Linked DNA regions of Homo sapiens: region 2 is linked to region 1. A link is an interaction called in ENCODE POLR2A ChIA-PET data of the cell type or tissue named here. Cell type or tissue: A673. All regions are shown on one strand. Each heading gives the region's core, and the rest is flanking DNA. Links, peaks and the distances in the headings are about the cores only.

The links. ChIA-PET counts read pairs that join two places held together with the same protein. Peaks named below come from ENCODE experiments on the same cell type or tissue, not always from the same donor. Only the 100,000 strongest peaks of a DNase experiment are listed, where the experiment ranks them.
Region 2: POLR2A ChIA-PET joins it to region 1 with 11 read pairs; 10 of 35 experiments call an interaction of 5 or more read pairs at or near these places.

What each region holds. Positions count from the first base shown.
Region 1 is chr14:61,543,404-61,551,134 of GRCh38, forward strand. PRKCH (protein kinase C eta) reads left to right here. Exons shown (of 14, transcript NM_006255.5): 13 at 4,340-4,483; 14 at 6,282-7,573. The coding sequence ends at 6,428. It overlaps PRKCH-AS2 (PRKCH antisense RNA 2), which reads right to left and starts at 2,081. Exons shown (of 3, transcript NR_188139.1): 1 at 1,691-2,081. In A673, for the core only: no CTCF peak of the experiment used is centred there; no DNase peak of the experiment used is centred there.
Region 2 is chr14:61,705,967-61,713,697 of GRCh38, forward strand. All of the region lies in intron 1 of HIF1A (hypoxia inducible factor 1 subunit alpha), which reads left to right. Among named protein-coding and RNA genes, the nearest start is that of HIF1A-AS1, 14 kb to the left of the region's middle. In A673, for the core only: no CTCF peak of the experiment used is centred there; no DNase peak of the experiment used is centred there.

The sequences.
Region 1 (7,731 bases), core at 2,537-5,036:
CTGAGTTCTTGACCCTTCTCTTTCCCCTGCTCTCCAGTCAGTTTGAGACTTACACTTGGGGTAGAATCCAGATTTTCCACCCTGGTCCCCTCACTCACTCTGTGCAGCTTATAAAGTGCTTTTCTTGGCCCTAGAAAACATTCTGCTTCCTTTAGTAAATGTGTGCAGAATATTTCATGAAGTCACATTATTTTCCTCTTTGGCCGACTTTCCCTCTTGGATCACAGTCAGGGAGAAAGTCAGCTGAGGTGAGGCAACTTTTCAGTGTGACCTTAAATGTGGATGAAAGTGATGGCCCCGAGGAGCACAATTGTTAACTTACTGGCATTTGGGTCCCATTAGGGACATAAGCAAATAATGAAAGTTTTCTGCAAAAGGATTATGCTGTCACCATTCACAGCAGTAGGAACAGAGAGTTTAGGGAAAGGCCTGTGCCCAGCCTAGGATGGCAAGCTATCCACCTCCAACTCCACACCATCTGCACCAACGTGAACTGTGAAAGATTTCAGGCCTGGGACTAATGTTAAATGTTCCCTTAACTCCTCATCTCCACATCACTGGACGGGGGTAGTGGTAGAAGGGCCACCCCACCACCACCACAACACACAAAGCTTCTACCCCCTTAGTATCACCCCGGACCCTCCTTCTCCCGGTCCTGGTTTCTGTTTCATGGTATTCATCCTCCTCTGGCCTCTTCATGGCATCCTCCAGCTGCCACTCTGGCTGCTTCTCACCCTACACCAGGGGTCAGGAGCCATGAAAGTCCGTGAGTGATACCAGCCAGGTGGGAGGTGATAGGGAGTGGTGGGGCATGTGACTGACTGGGCATCTGGTGCCCCATGAAAAGCAGAAGCCCCTGCTCAACTCCAGGCCGTTTCTATGAGAGGAGTGCAGGCCCAGTGTTCCCGAGTATCTCATTTTCCACGAGAAGTTGGAAAACCTGACTTTTCATGTGATGTGACATTTCCTAGCGTTTAAATATTTGAGAAGTAATTAAAATTATTTCAAAACACACTAGGTAGGCCAAATAAAATGTGTCTGAGACCTAGGGCTGGTATCAGTTCTAGTCTGTCTCTGTCACTTTCCACAATCTAACCTGCCCTCCCAGCTTCAGTGGTTACTCAAATTTCAATGTCTCTGAGCGTTAGATGGCCAGCCCTGGCCTGCACCCCAGATTTACCCTAGAATTCATCTGCATGTGGGTGCCCACACACCTCCAATGCAAAGCGGAGCCCATCAGCCTCCCAGATTTGGCAGACTGTAGGATCTCAGTAAGTGTGAGCTATTTTTGTCTTTGTTCCACTAACAAAAATACTACTACTACTAACACTGCTACTAATACTCATGCTACAAAGAATAATCTCTTGCCCCTCTTTTGTTCCATTTCTGTTACTCAACACCACTGCCCCATCAGGCAGCCAGGGAGGACCCTGTGATCTTGGACTCTTCACTCCCATTCCCGGCAGTTAGTGGATTGTGTTTATTCTTCCACGGCCCTCTAGAATGTGCTTCCAACTCTTCCTTCCAATTAACTAGAAACTCTCCTAGTTGCTGAACTTGTCATGTGTTCTCAGCTATTGTCTCAGCCTCTAACTGCTCACCACCAGGCGCTACCTCTGCATTTAAGATTTATTCATCACGCTGTGGCTAGTGTCATCCCCTAAATTGCCGTGCAGCTCTCATCACTCACCTCGGATGGATCCCACCGGCTGCCCCCGCAGTTCCTCAGCCATCCCTGCATGCCAGCTGTACCAGGCACTTGTATGCCTCTGCATTTGTGCTGGCTGTGTCCTCAGGCGCATTTTCTTCCTTCATGCCTACTATGTTAATTCTGTTCGTCCTCATCTCTGGTCAAATGCCACCTCTTCCACGAGGCTGTCACTTGCCTTCCCACCACCAGCCCCAGTGTTATTTGCCCCGTGCCTCTTCCAAGCTCTCACAGCACTTGATCTAAGTCTCTTTTCATTTCATCCGGCTGTGTATTATGAAGTTTGCTTGATTCTTCCCCCTTCTCTTGATTAGCTCCTGGATGAAGAGACACTGTCTTTGTCATCTGCGTATCCCCAAGAAACCCCTAGTGTGCTGCCTTACATGTAGTAGACACCTTGAAAACCTTTGTCAATTGAATCAAAGTTTGTTTGTGTGTGTGTGTGTTTTGTTTTTTCTTTTGGTTTGTTTTTTTTGTAAGTTGAGGATGGCTGCATCTAAAGGGCTCAGGCCAAGGTATTAAAAACAAAACTGCTTGGTTATTCAAAAGGATTTATCAGAACCCCAAGAGGCTAAGTATCAAGCTAGTGAAAGGGTTATTCTGCCTGTCCCCAATTCCAAGGGTGCAGTTTTTAGAGGACGGACGGTCGTGTTTGGTCTACTTGTCGTCAGGCAAGGCCTCTTCCACAGTGCCCCATGGAAGCTTGGGTTCAGTGCCAGGGGCAGGGAGGAATGGGCAAGCCTCTTGGACACTGGGGCTTCAGCCACCCTGGCATATAGAGTCCTGCACTGTTTGTCTTGCCCAGAAGAACAGGCTGTACCCACCCATTCACAAGATGTCCTCTCTCACATCATTGGCAGGCCTGGGAATTTCCCACAGGCCATCTGGGTGTGTTCTGCCGTCCTGTCTCCCAAGTTTTTTGCAGCATTGTTTCTTGTTAATTAGCTCTTAGAATAGCAACTGCTCTTCCATCAGGAATTGTATCCCGTTGACTTTCCTAAGGCAAGAATCTACTCATTTCTTTTTTGTAAGCATTTTCTCCCTTCCTGCCTGCATTGCACAGGCTTACTTAGTGAGAGCCCAAGCAGTGTGAACTAACTCCTAGCTCTTACAGAACTGAGTTACTTATAATATGCATCTCCTGAATCCTGGGTGACCACTGTAAGTGCCTGAAGTGGCAGCTGCTCTGACTGGGCCTGTGCAGCTCTGAATGCTGCATTTACTTTTGGGTCCTGCCTCCAACCCAGAACCACCTGTGGCCTTTAATTCCTGTTACTAGGAGAGAGGAGAAGCGATTAAACCCTGTCAGTATATTCATTTATTAGCTGCCCTTTGAAGCTTTTTTGAAAGCATTTTACAAGGTATATCCCGTCAGGTTGCTTAGGAACTTTTGCAGCCTCCTTCTTCAACATTATCATTTTCATTTGAATCAACACTGGCAGCTTGACACCTCTGGACACCTGGCATGGCAGTGGGAGGTACCTCCAAACACTGTCTTTCCGTGTCTGCACCTTCAACAAGATTTTCTCTGTAAATTCAGCTCCAAAACAATTTTTATAAACACAGCATTACTTTTGTGTTGTTCACAAATCAGATTTGGAAAGAGGTGCTTGGGGACTGTCATGAGTCTATTTAAAGATAACCTGATTTAAATAAAAACAAAAACAAAACTTTTTATCCAAGGCAATTTTCTTTCAATATGGGAAATTAAATTAGCTTCAGTGTCTTTGAAATTGAGAACCACACTCCGGCCATGAAAAGTGAATTATCCTGTACTAATCCTTGCTCAGGAAGTGATCAAAACACCTTTCCTGGCTATTTTGTGAAAGCAGATTTAGCCCAGCATATTTTGATAGGAGCCCAGCACTAAGGAAGTTTCCCAACTGATGGAAATACAGAGAATCTCTATGCACACATCGCTTAGCTGTGTGGCAGCGCTCGTTTTAGTTTTTGGTCTATGGAGCAATGGAATCTCAGTCATTGAACCTACTTCGAAACAGCAGTGGTGGGGGGAACATCTTGAAGAAAAGCCTTTCATCTAGAGCTATGATATCTTCGCTGCATAAAGAAAAGTGGCCAACTTTGTTTTTTCTAGAGCCAGGACACAGACCTTTTCAGTATGTCACCTTTGCTGCTTCTTCACACAGATCTTCAAAAATAACGACTCTCTCTCCTCTCTGTGGTCTCGTCAGAGAGCAGGAATCCTGGCCAGCTGGTCAGGTCACTCAGAAAAATGGCACAGCTGTTTCTGAAAGTAGCCCCATTCATAAGATGTCTGCTGCCCACAACTGCAGTGTTGGGGAAAGGCACACTGTTATAAAGAGCTTCTTTTCTTTAAAGAGGAAAGAAAAATACATGGTGTTTACAGAAAAGAAAACTGGACCCTCCTGCTTTCTTTTAGTGGCCATGTCTGAAATGGAAGTGGGAAAAGCCATAAATCCACACAGGCAATCGCGCCTTTAAGGCATGATTCATACTGACTGTGCTGCCTGTGATGGAAAACCCAGCTAGTTAAGCAAGACCTGCCAGAAAGTCTCGCACAGCTCCTCTGCCATGGCTGATGCCTGCTGTCTTGTGACGTGCTGGTTGTATGTGAATGAATGATTGACACTTTCTCTCTCTCTCACTCAGTTCATGACCAAGAACCCCACCATGCGCTTGGGCAGCCTGACTCAGGGAGGCGAGCACGCCATCTTGAGACATCCTTTTTTTAAGGAAATCGACTGGGCCCAGCTGAACCATCGCCAAATAGAACCGCCTTTCAGACCCAGAATCGTAAGTGTCCCAGGCTGTCACAGAGACATTCCTTTCTTCAGATGTCACAGCATTCCACCAAAGTCCGTAGAAGAGCTGGATGGCCCCTGTGGGTGACAGACCAGAAATTCAGCTGGATACTGCACAGGGCAGCCTCCCCTGGGGGGAATCTGGGCTCCTTGTCCATGGGACAACAATGTCTTCATGTGCCCACATTAATTCTTACCAAGTTTCACCCCTCGTTTACCCAATCTCCAACTTCTCTCAACCTAAATTAAAATCTTGTAGGGTATAAGAGGCCTGAAACTTTCCAGGTTTCCCCAAAAGAGTTTGGCTAATTGAGAAAGTCATTGTTCTGGCCAATTTCCTCATGCTCCTTGGGGCACTTTTTGTGCCTTTTCTAAGCCCCTGAGAAAGCAGAGTGGGTAGGAGATGTTGCTCACTTCACTGAGCCTGGCCTCTTGGCTTGGAGAGCCTGGGTCTGTAATAGCTGCTGCAGTGCAGAGCCCAGGCCAGGCCAGGCTTCTTTGACCAAAGAAATACTGGGATCTCCAGGGGCTCCTCTCCAAGCTCTGCAGCTGAGGCTGGTGGCCTTCCTGAGCGTGGTCCCGCTTGTGGTCTGAGAGCTGAGCTCGTGCTCATCTGTGGGTCAAGAGCTCCACAGGAGGAAGGCAGAGAAGCAAGGCTAGCGATAGATCAAGAGTGATGGGGAGACCTGGCGTGGTGGCTCATGCCTATAATCCCAGCACTTTGGGAGGCCGAGGCAGATGGATCACTTGAGGTCAGGAGTTTGAGACTAGCCTGGCCAACATGGCAAAACCCCATCTCTACTAAAAATACAAAAAAAAAAAGCCTGGTGTGGTGATGCACACCTCTAATCCCTGCTACTCAGGAGGCTGAAGTAGAAGGATTGCTTGAACCTAGGAGGTGGAGATTGCAGTGAGCCGAGATTGCGTCATGCGCTCCAGCCTGGGCAACTGAGTTAGACTTTGTCTCAAAAAAAAAAAAAAAAAAGTGATAGAGAAATATCATTGATTAAGGTAAGAGCAGTGAGATGTGTGATACTCACTTAGAAATGATCTTTGCAGCGTTTGTTTATACAGATATAAAATACTCAACTTTTAAAAACATACAGTGCACTTAATCACTAACAGCCTACTAGGCTGTTGGACACCAGGCACCCAGAGGTAAAGCCGTTCCTTCAATGGTCAGCCCCCTGCCAGCGCCCCTGGGATTAGGGAGAGCATGGCCTTCAGAGGCTGGAGCCTGTAGTCCTAACTGCACAGCTGGTCCAGCAGGGCGTAACGCATCTACCTAGAGAGTAAAATGACCAACAGTTGTTCCCTAAGCTCAGCACTTGCAAGAAATCTTTTGGGAAGATCTCTTCAAATGTCTAGAACTCTGCGCAAACAATAGGTAGGACAAGTGTGAACCTACCCAACCTCTGTTGACAAATACAGCTGCACACCCCTCAGCGAGGCCTGCTGTGAAATGCCACCTTGGTGAAATGAGAATAAAGGGTGAGTGAGCCAGCTGCTTTTGGATGACCAAATTAATTCTTAGCCTCCCATTAAGACAGGCCTGCTCAGCAAGATTTTCATGGGATTAGTGAATTGGTGGTTGCCAAATGCCATAATAATGCACCATGCAGTAGACTTGCTGTAAAGCACAGTTTCATCATAACAATAACTGTAAATAATGCTACTGAACAAGCTACAGAGCACTCCTCTGAACTCACTGGAATGGGCTATATCCCATGCAAGATGAGTAAGCCTCAAGCGCAAAAATCTCACCCTTGTTTCCCTTTTTTTTTTGGCAGAAATCCCGAGAAGATGTCAGTAATTTTGACCCTGACTTCATAAAGGAAGAGCCAGTTTTAACTCCAATTGATGAGGGACATCTTCCAATGATTAACCAGGATGAGTTTAGAAACTTTTCCTATGTGTCTCCAGAATTGCAACCATAGCCTTATGGGGAGTGAGAGAGAGGGCACGAGAACCCAAAGGGAATAGAGATTCTCCAGGAATTTCCTCTATGGGACCTTCCCAGCATCAGCCTTAGAACAAGAACCTTACCTTCAAGGAGCAAGTGAAGAACTCTGTGAAGGATGGAACTTTCAGATATCAACTATTTAGAGTCCAGAGGGAGCCATGGCACTAGAAATAGTTGATAATGAAATGAGATTTTATGAAGTATACCGCTCCACCTATGAGCGTCTGTCTCTGTGGGCTTGGGATGTTAACAGGAGCCAAAAGGAGGGAAAGTGTGAAGAATAAAGTAGATCTGAGAAATTCTGAGCCAATCAGGCTTCTTAATTCAAGAGACAAACCAAGACGTTCTGTCAACTGTGCTGTGCTCTTCTTTAAGCCAATGAACCCCAATTCCTGGCAGTCTACAAGAAGTCTCTTAATGCTAATGAAGAATTTAAAGGTCTTTTTAAGGAAATGAAGGGCTTTCCAAATAGAATGATTTACTCTGAAGAAACAAACAATGGTATCTCTGAAACTCACAACCTAAAGCCCAATCTTGAAAATATGTTGTGCACCAAGACGACTGCTTCAGCTTCTTCTCTTATCCTTACTTTCTTTAATAGATATTTATTAAACTGTCCAGTGAAAAGGTGCCACAATGCCCAGTATTGTAAACAACAGGTTTGCATTCATGAAGCTTTCATTCATTCTGGAGTCTACTAATTTACCTGAATGGTGTTTGCATTCTGTGAAATGCCTCTCCACGTTGCATATGTCACACTTTTGTCTGCACATAACTCTTTTTTCACAAGAAGGGTCACTGCCACAACAGCACAGTCAGCGGGTGAATTACAGGTGCCTGCTGCCTGCCTACCTGGGTAATCTGATCTTGTCTGTATCGCCGTGTGCTCATCACTGAAGAATTGCAGGCCACTCATGTCAGTGACCAGATTTGTGGCTTATAAACATTAGCAGTTTATTTATGTTTTAAGATGCAAAGATGTGTGTTTGATATTCACTTTAATAATTAGAAATGGATCTTGTAAACAGGGCATATATCAAAGATGACCTTATAATATGTACCCGAATATACAGTTCAAGAATTTTGTCTGACTGGAAATAAATGCATTTTGTAGCAAAAGGAAGTGTTTTGACTAGAATGATTTGTCTCCTTCCCACTAAGACAGTAGATTTCCAATCAAAATAAAACCTTGAGCAGAATGGGTAGAACTCAACTCACAGAAAATTCCTGAGAGGAGAGGTTGATGTAAGTTCTTCTGTGATTCTCTGAAGTAGATG
Region 2 (7,731 bases), core at 3,534-6,033, 160 kb after region 1:
TGTTATGTAAGTACTTTATTATTATTTATGCATCTTCTATTAAAGTTAAGCAAATAATTATTTCAAGGACACATTCTTCTACATACACACAAAGTTTAGGGTCACTGACCTTCTTAGGTTCTAGTCTTAGATCTGTTACCATCTAAGAGCATATAAATAAGGGAAACAGAAAGAAAAGGATTTACAAGCTGAGAAGGAAGCAATGCAGAGAAAGAAGAGTGATAGAGTAGGTAATTTGGGGAAAGTCAGTGATACACAGCTCTTAACCATGAACAGTGATTCTTCACTCTTGAATGTTTGTGACATTCATGAAGGTATTAAAAGCTGACTTTTAAAAAATTGTTTCAGAGAACTGGAAAAAAATTCAGTTGCCACATTCTTCCTTAGGTCATCTTTGAACTCTACTCATGCACTTACGTGTTTAAGGCAAAGTTTTACTAAACGCACACTTGTTCTTGCTGGCTTATTGACTTTTACTGCTAGCTTCTTATTCTTAGCAATTATACCTCACATTACATAGTATTGTGAAACTCACTATATTCAGTGTTTTGCCTGACAAACATGGTATGTTATAGGATGTGTATTCAGTTATAGCTAAAAATAAATTATTCTCGTTTTTCAAAATTTGCTGGCCTACCTGTTAAGCTTTTGCTTTAAGACCTGCTAATGTTTCTCAAACTTCTGTGGTTAAATCACCTGAGTGTCTAGTTGCTCTATGGATTCCCAGGGACCCATTCGCCAGAGATTCTGATTTGGTAATTTTGGGATGGAACTCAGGGATCTGTAAATTTTACAAGCACTCAGAAATGAAACATAGACTTTAAACAGCTAAGAGTGCTCATCAGGATTATGTTGATATTATTTTTTAAACAGATGTGCCAAGCCTTTAATTTGAATTTCCAGGGTTGGGATTTGGCCTTCTATATTTGGGGGAAAAAAGTTCTATTGATGATTGTGGATATATACCACAGGTCAACCATTGAATAGTCTAGTCAGTGTAGTTAGTGTATTTTATAATTACTAAGTTCTAAGTATGTGGTGTATTAATGTCTTAGGAGGTGGATATATTTCCTGTATTTGTAAAGCATTTGGGTAGGTTTTTTAAAGAGAAAAGTATGTAACAAACTAGTTTTGAGCGTTGCTCTTTTACTTCTTTGGGCATTTTTGAAGAACACGTTAAGTATCTTCTTAGAGCAGAGGGGCTCAGAGTGGTCCCCAGATTATCATCATTGGTAACACCTAGTTGGTGCATTACTAACTTGTTAGAAATGCACATTCTCAGGCGCCATTCAGACTTCATAAATCAGAAACTCTGGAAGTAAGGCTCAGCATTCTGTGTTTTTTTTTTCTTTATTATACTTTAAGTTTTAGGGTACATGTGCACAACGTGCAGGTTAGTTACATATGTATACATGTGCCATGTTGGTGTGCTGCACCCAGTAACTCGTCATTTAACATTAGGTATATCTCCTAATGCTATCCCTCCCCGCTCCCCCCACCCCACAACAGGCCCCGGCGTGTGATGTTCCCCTTCCTGTGTCCATGTGTTCTCATTGTTCAGTTCCTACCTATGAGTGAGAACACGCGGTGTTTGGTTTTTTGTCCTTGCGATAGTTTGCTGAGAATGATGGTTTCCGGCTTCATCCATGTCCCTACAAAGGACATGAACTCATCCTTTTTTATGGCTGAATAGTATTCCATGGTGTATATGTGCCACATTTTCTTAATCCAGTCTATCATTATTGGACATTTGGGTTGGTTCCAAGTCTTTGCTATTGTGAATAGTGCCACAATAAACATACGTGTGCATGTGTCTTTATAGCAGCATGATTTATAATCCTTTGGGTATATACCCAGTAATGGGATGGCTGGGTCAAATGGTATTTCTAGTTCTAGATCCCTGAGGAATCGCCACACTGACTTCCACAATGGTTGAACTAGTTTACAGTCCCACTAACAGTGTAAAAGTGTTCCTGTTTCTCCACATCCTCTCCAGCACCTGTTGTTTCCTGACTTTTTAATGATCGCCATTCTAACTGGTGTGAGATGGTATCTCATTGTGGTTTTGATTTGCATTTCTCTGATGGCCAGTGATGATGAGCATTTTTTCATGTGTCTTTTGGCAGCATAAATGTCGTCTTTTGAGAAGTGTCTGTTCATATCGTTTGCCCACTTTTTGATGGGGTTGTTTTTTTCTTGTAAATTTGTTTGAGTTCATTGTAGATTCTGGATACTAGCCCTTTGTCAGATGAGTAGATTGCAAAAATTTTCTCCCATTCTGTAGGTTGCCTGTTCACTCTGATGGTAGTTTCTTTTGCTGTGCAGAAGCTCTTTAGTTTAATTAGATCCTATTTGTCAATTTTGGCTTCTGTTGCCATGGCTTTTGGTGTTTTAAACATGAAGTCCTTGCCCATGCCTATGTCCTGAATGGTATTGCCTAGGTTTTATTCTACGGTTTTTATGGTTTTAGGTCTAACATTTAAGTCTTTAATCCATCTTGAATTAATTTTAGCATAAGGTGTAAGGAAGGGATCCAGTTTCAGCTTTCTGCATATGGCTAGCCAGTTTTCCCAGCACCATTTATTAAATAGGGAATCCTTTCCCCATTTCTTGTTTTTGTCAGGTTTGTCAAAGATCAGATGGTTGTAGATAAGCGGCATTATTTCTGAGGGCTCTGTTCTGTTCCATTGGTCTATATCTCTGTTTTGGTACCAGTACCATGCTGTTTTGGTTACTGCATCCTTGTAGTATAGTTTGAAGTCAGGTAGTGTGATGCCTCCAGCTTTGTTCTTTTGGCTTAGGATTGACTTGGCAAGCATTCTGTGTTTTGAGAATTCTTCCAGGGGACTGTGATGAAAACTGACGTTTGAGAACCTTCATCTTAGAGTAAAAACTTTACATACACATTTTTGTTGTTTTATTTATCTAGCACAATACTTCTTTTTTTTGAAATGGAGTTTTGCTCTTGTTGCCCAGGCTGGAGTGCAATGGTGTAATCTCAGCTCACCACAACCTCCATCTCCCAGGTTCAGTTGATTCTCCTGCCTCAGCCTCCCGAGTAGCTGGGGTTACAGGCACGTGGCAACATGCCTAGCTAATTTTGTATTTTTAGTAGAGACGGGGTTTCTCCATGTTGGTCAGGCTGGTCTCGAACTCCCGACCTCAGGTGATCCGCCCACCTCAGCCTCCCAAAGTGCTGGGATTACAGGCGTGAGCCACTGCACCTGGCACAATACCTTATATATAATCAGGGCTCAAAGATTTGTTGAGAGGCTCAACACCAATTCTGGACCAGGAAAGATTTTATTTATATCACTAGTCAGGAATAATCTAAAAACAAAAAGCACATTCTTCTTACAAGTAATATTTCAATACACATTAATGTAAACACATGGAAAAGTATTAGCTACTTAATAAATTAACATGTAAATGAAAAATTTACACATTATGGCTATTTCAGATGTGATATAGATTTCATTTTCAGAAGGAACCCTCCAATGTAAAACAGTGATTCTTTTCCCCGTTTATTTTACTGCATTAGAAAATCACATTTAAAGTAAGCATTTTGGTGAGGTTTGGAAGGTGAATAAATCCATCTTTTCTTTAATTATGGATATTTAAGAGAGATGTTGTTGTGCCGTTTAGATAATAATGATCTAAACCAAGAAATTTAGTTGCTTTCAAAAATAAAATAAGTGTATGCATTCTGAACATTTTTCTTTAGAAACAAACCATTTCATCTGTTTTTTTGAATTTCAAATTAATTATACAGAATTTTCAAAATTTGAAAATTAGGTTAGCATGAGAAACTGAAGATACTGAATTATATTGCCTGTTCAGTCTATACTTTTCTTTAGGATATACAGTAGGAAAGAAATATGATAGTTCAAGTTAGATTACTACTTCTTTCAGAGTTTTTTGACAAATGCAGGTACAGTGATAGTGTCAGTTCATGGTGAATTTTTGTTAAAATAAATTACAAAAAATTTGTGATCCTGGTATCTTGAAACTAGTTAATATTTGTAAACTTTGCTAACACTGTATATCACTGTATTCTGGTTTTATCTGTGCATCTATGAGTTATATGTGTGTATAGCTACATATGTTTATATTTATACACATACATTACACACAGGAGTGGAATCATACTCAATTTTTTTTGTATAGCCTGCTCTGTTCATATAATACTATATTGTAGCATCTAGTATAAGCAAAGATTAATTTTTGTAGACTTTGCTTTTATCCTGAAATTTTGTGGTAGCTGGTTTAATGGAAAGACAATTTCTGTGACGTGTTTTGTCAGTTAGGGATTGACCCTGGTAAAATATTGCTGGATAACAACAAGCAATGTAAAAATACATTTGTTCCATAAGATAACCTCCGTGAAGGTAGAGACTTGGTCTGTTTTGTTTATTGCACCGTGTCCTGTTCTGGGAAGAGTGTTAGACTCATAGAAGATGATCAAGAAATATTTTTTGAATACATCAATAACATTCTCTAACATGTGGGTATCCTAAAGGTTTATTTTTAAAGTTTATTGATTAGAATTCAGAAGATATTTTCCCAGATAAAATAATAGATTGCTAGCTGTCTTGAAAATGTAATTTATATTTAATTTGAAATGTCAGGTTTTTGCTATTTTTTCCATTAAGTAGAGATAGGGTTTTTAAAAATTACATGTGATGTTTTAAGTATTCTGGTTTTGCAACAATTACTAGATAGAAAATGTAACAACAGATCCTATTAATAATACTTCCAATAATACATATAAAATACTTGTCTAAAAGTAACCCTCCTTAAAAAAACAAAGCTGGCCAGGCGCGGTGGCTCACGCCTGTAATCCCAGCACTTTGGGAGGCTGAGGCAGGCGGATCAAGAGGTCAGGAGTTCAAGACCAGCCTGGCCAACATAGTGAAACCCCATCTCTAGTAAAAATACAAAAAATTAGCCGGGTGTGGTGGCAGGCGCCTGTAACCCCAGCTACTCAGGAAAATCGCTTGAACCTGGGAGGCGGAGGTTGCAGTGAGCGGAGATCGCACCACTGTACTTCAGCCTTGGGCAACAGTGCGAGACTCTGTCTCAAAAAAAAAAAAAAAAAAAGGCAATAGGATTAGGTATCAACTTAATGAAAACTTCGTGACAGCACTTTCTTGAAAAAGACTGTGGAAACCAAAGTTAGTAAACTCCTGTTTCTGCCTGGGTTCGGAAAACATAAAGATGATAAAGATGTTTAAGTATTCCTTTTTTTTTTTTTTTTTTTTTTTGAGACAGTGTCTTGCTCTGTCTGGAGTGCAGTGGCACAATCACAGCTCACTGCAGCCTTGAACTCCTGGGCTCAAATAATCCTCCTGCCTCAGCCTCCTGAGTATCTGGAACTACAGGAGTGCACCATTACACTCGGCTAGTAATTTGATTGGTTAAGAACATTAACTATAACTCACACATTTTCCTGACCACATTTGCTTAGGACAAAACAGTAAAAGACATGAGTGTAGATGAAAGCGATAAGGGAACTAATCTTAAACACTGAACCTCTTTTCAGCAAATTGGCTTTCTAGTTTCTCAGCTCTCTCTTTACACCTCTAAATCTCTTTCCTGGCAAGATCATTTATTTGCCTTGGTTTATGGTGATACTCTTCATTGTTATACTGGTGGGTGATTGTTTTAATTGATAGCTGTTTTTTTCTACTTCAGGAAGATGACACTGCTGGCTCTGCTGGCTCTGATGTTTACCTTGTGGCTAATGCCTGTGTTTGCCTGTGTTCACATTTATTCCACGATTCATTTGTTAACATTTACTAAGCTGCTTTTCTGTGCCAGGAACTTGGCTAGATAAATAAATGGTTGTTTTTGTACACAGAATTAGCTGTCATAATCAGTTACTGTAGCATTTATTCTTGCAAAAATATATATTTATACTTCAACTAGTGATCGAATCTCAACTTATTAATTCATACATTCAGCCAGCACATAATTGAATACTTCTTATGTGTCAGAAACTGTTCTAGGTGCTTGGGATGTTCATTGAACAAAATAGACAAAAGTCTCCGCCTCTATGGAACTTACTTTCCAGTGAAGGTGTGGATTGGTGGGATAGAAAATAAAATAATCAAGTAAGATATGTACTTAGGCTTTCATAAAAATACAGCAGGGCAAGAGGACCAAGATGGAGGCAGTGATCAGGGAATCTCAATGAGGGTGAGACTGCGACAAAGACTTGAAAAAGGTGGAGAAGCAAGCCTTGTGGGTATTTAGGGTAGCAGTAGTCCAGGCAAGGGGAACAACTAGTGCAAAGGCTCTAGGAGGCAATGTGTTTGAAGTGTTTTAAGAACAGTAAGGAGGCTAGTATGGTTAGAACAGAATGAGCAAAGGGGGCAAAGTGGTAGAAGGTGAGATCAAAGAGGTAATGAGGCCATTGTGGAGGCCCATATGGACTATTGGAAGGGCTTTGGCTTTTACTCTAAATGAGGCAAAAACCATTTTAAGCAGAGAGGAGTGATATGACTTGATTTCTTGTTAAAAGGATTATTCTAGTTGCTGTTACAGAAAAAGATTACAGGGGTGCAAAGAAACAGGGAGACAAAAGAATATAAGATTTTCACTGTAACTTATATCTAGTATGCTTGCTTATACTTGAAAATGCATATCCAGATAATTGTAGTAAATTCAAATATTATGTTTATTTAATAGTACTAACATTGATATGCTGGTTAATTATGATTAGGAGCACTAATAAAGCACAAATCAGGGATTCCCAAAAAGAATGTTGAAAGGGCAGTCAGCTTTTCCTGTGCCAGAAATCAAAGTCATAGCAGATTTGGGGCAAATATGTCAAAGTCAAACTTACGCACATCACTACTGAGAAGACAAAGATGAATGTGTGACAGTTTCCTGCCCCCAAGAATCTTTAAGCATTGTGAAGGAAGATTAATATAGCCAAATAACTAGAGTGATCAGTTCTACCAGAGAGGACCAGTTTTGGAAGCCAGAGGAAAAAAAAAAAAAACAGAAACAAAATGATGTTTGAATTAAATCTTTAAAAGTTTCTCTTATAAATTTACCAAGCCACATATTGGGAATGGTACCCCAGGCAGAAGGAGTAGAGTAAGCAAGCCAGAAAGGAAATACTATGGTGCTTTTGAGTAACTGCAGTGTGGCTGAAGAATGTGGAAAATGATGAGGATAAAGAGGTGGACAGGGAACTAGGTAAGGGAGGGCTTCCTTTTAAATAATTAGACCTTGTCCTGTGTACATTTAATGGGATTTTAATCAGGCCATAATGCCAAATTTCTTTACTTCGGAAGGATCTTTATGGTGATGGTTTCAGAAAGAAATTAAAGCAGAGTAACAGTGGTTAGCAATAATGATCAGCTAGTGGTTCCCAAACTTACGTATCATATGCATCTTGGAAGTTTTTAAAAACTCAGATTTTGGGATCCTGACTTAGATCTACTGAATCAGAATTTACAGATTCAAATTCCCAGTGAGGCCTAGGAATTTGAAATGTTGAATGTCCTTCACGATGCAGCTAGACAAGCATTTGGGAATAAAGCATTAGGTGACTATTTCAGTAGACTAAGGAGTGGGAGGCCATTTAAGCTCAAAGGCTATTCTACTTCTCACTATATTTCTAGTACCTAGCACAGTGCATGGTACTTGATAGATGCATCCTTTCTCCCATACCTCGCCCTACACATCTCTTCATGTGTATCCTTATTAATATCCTCTATT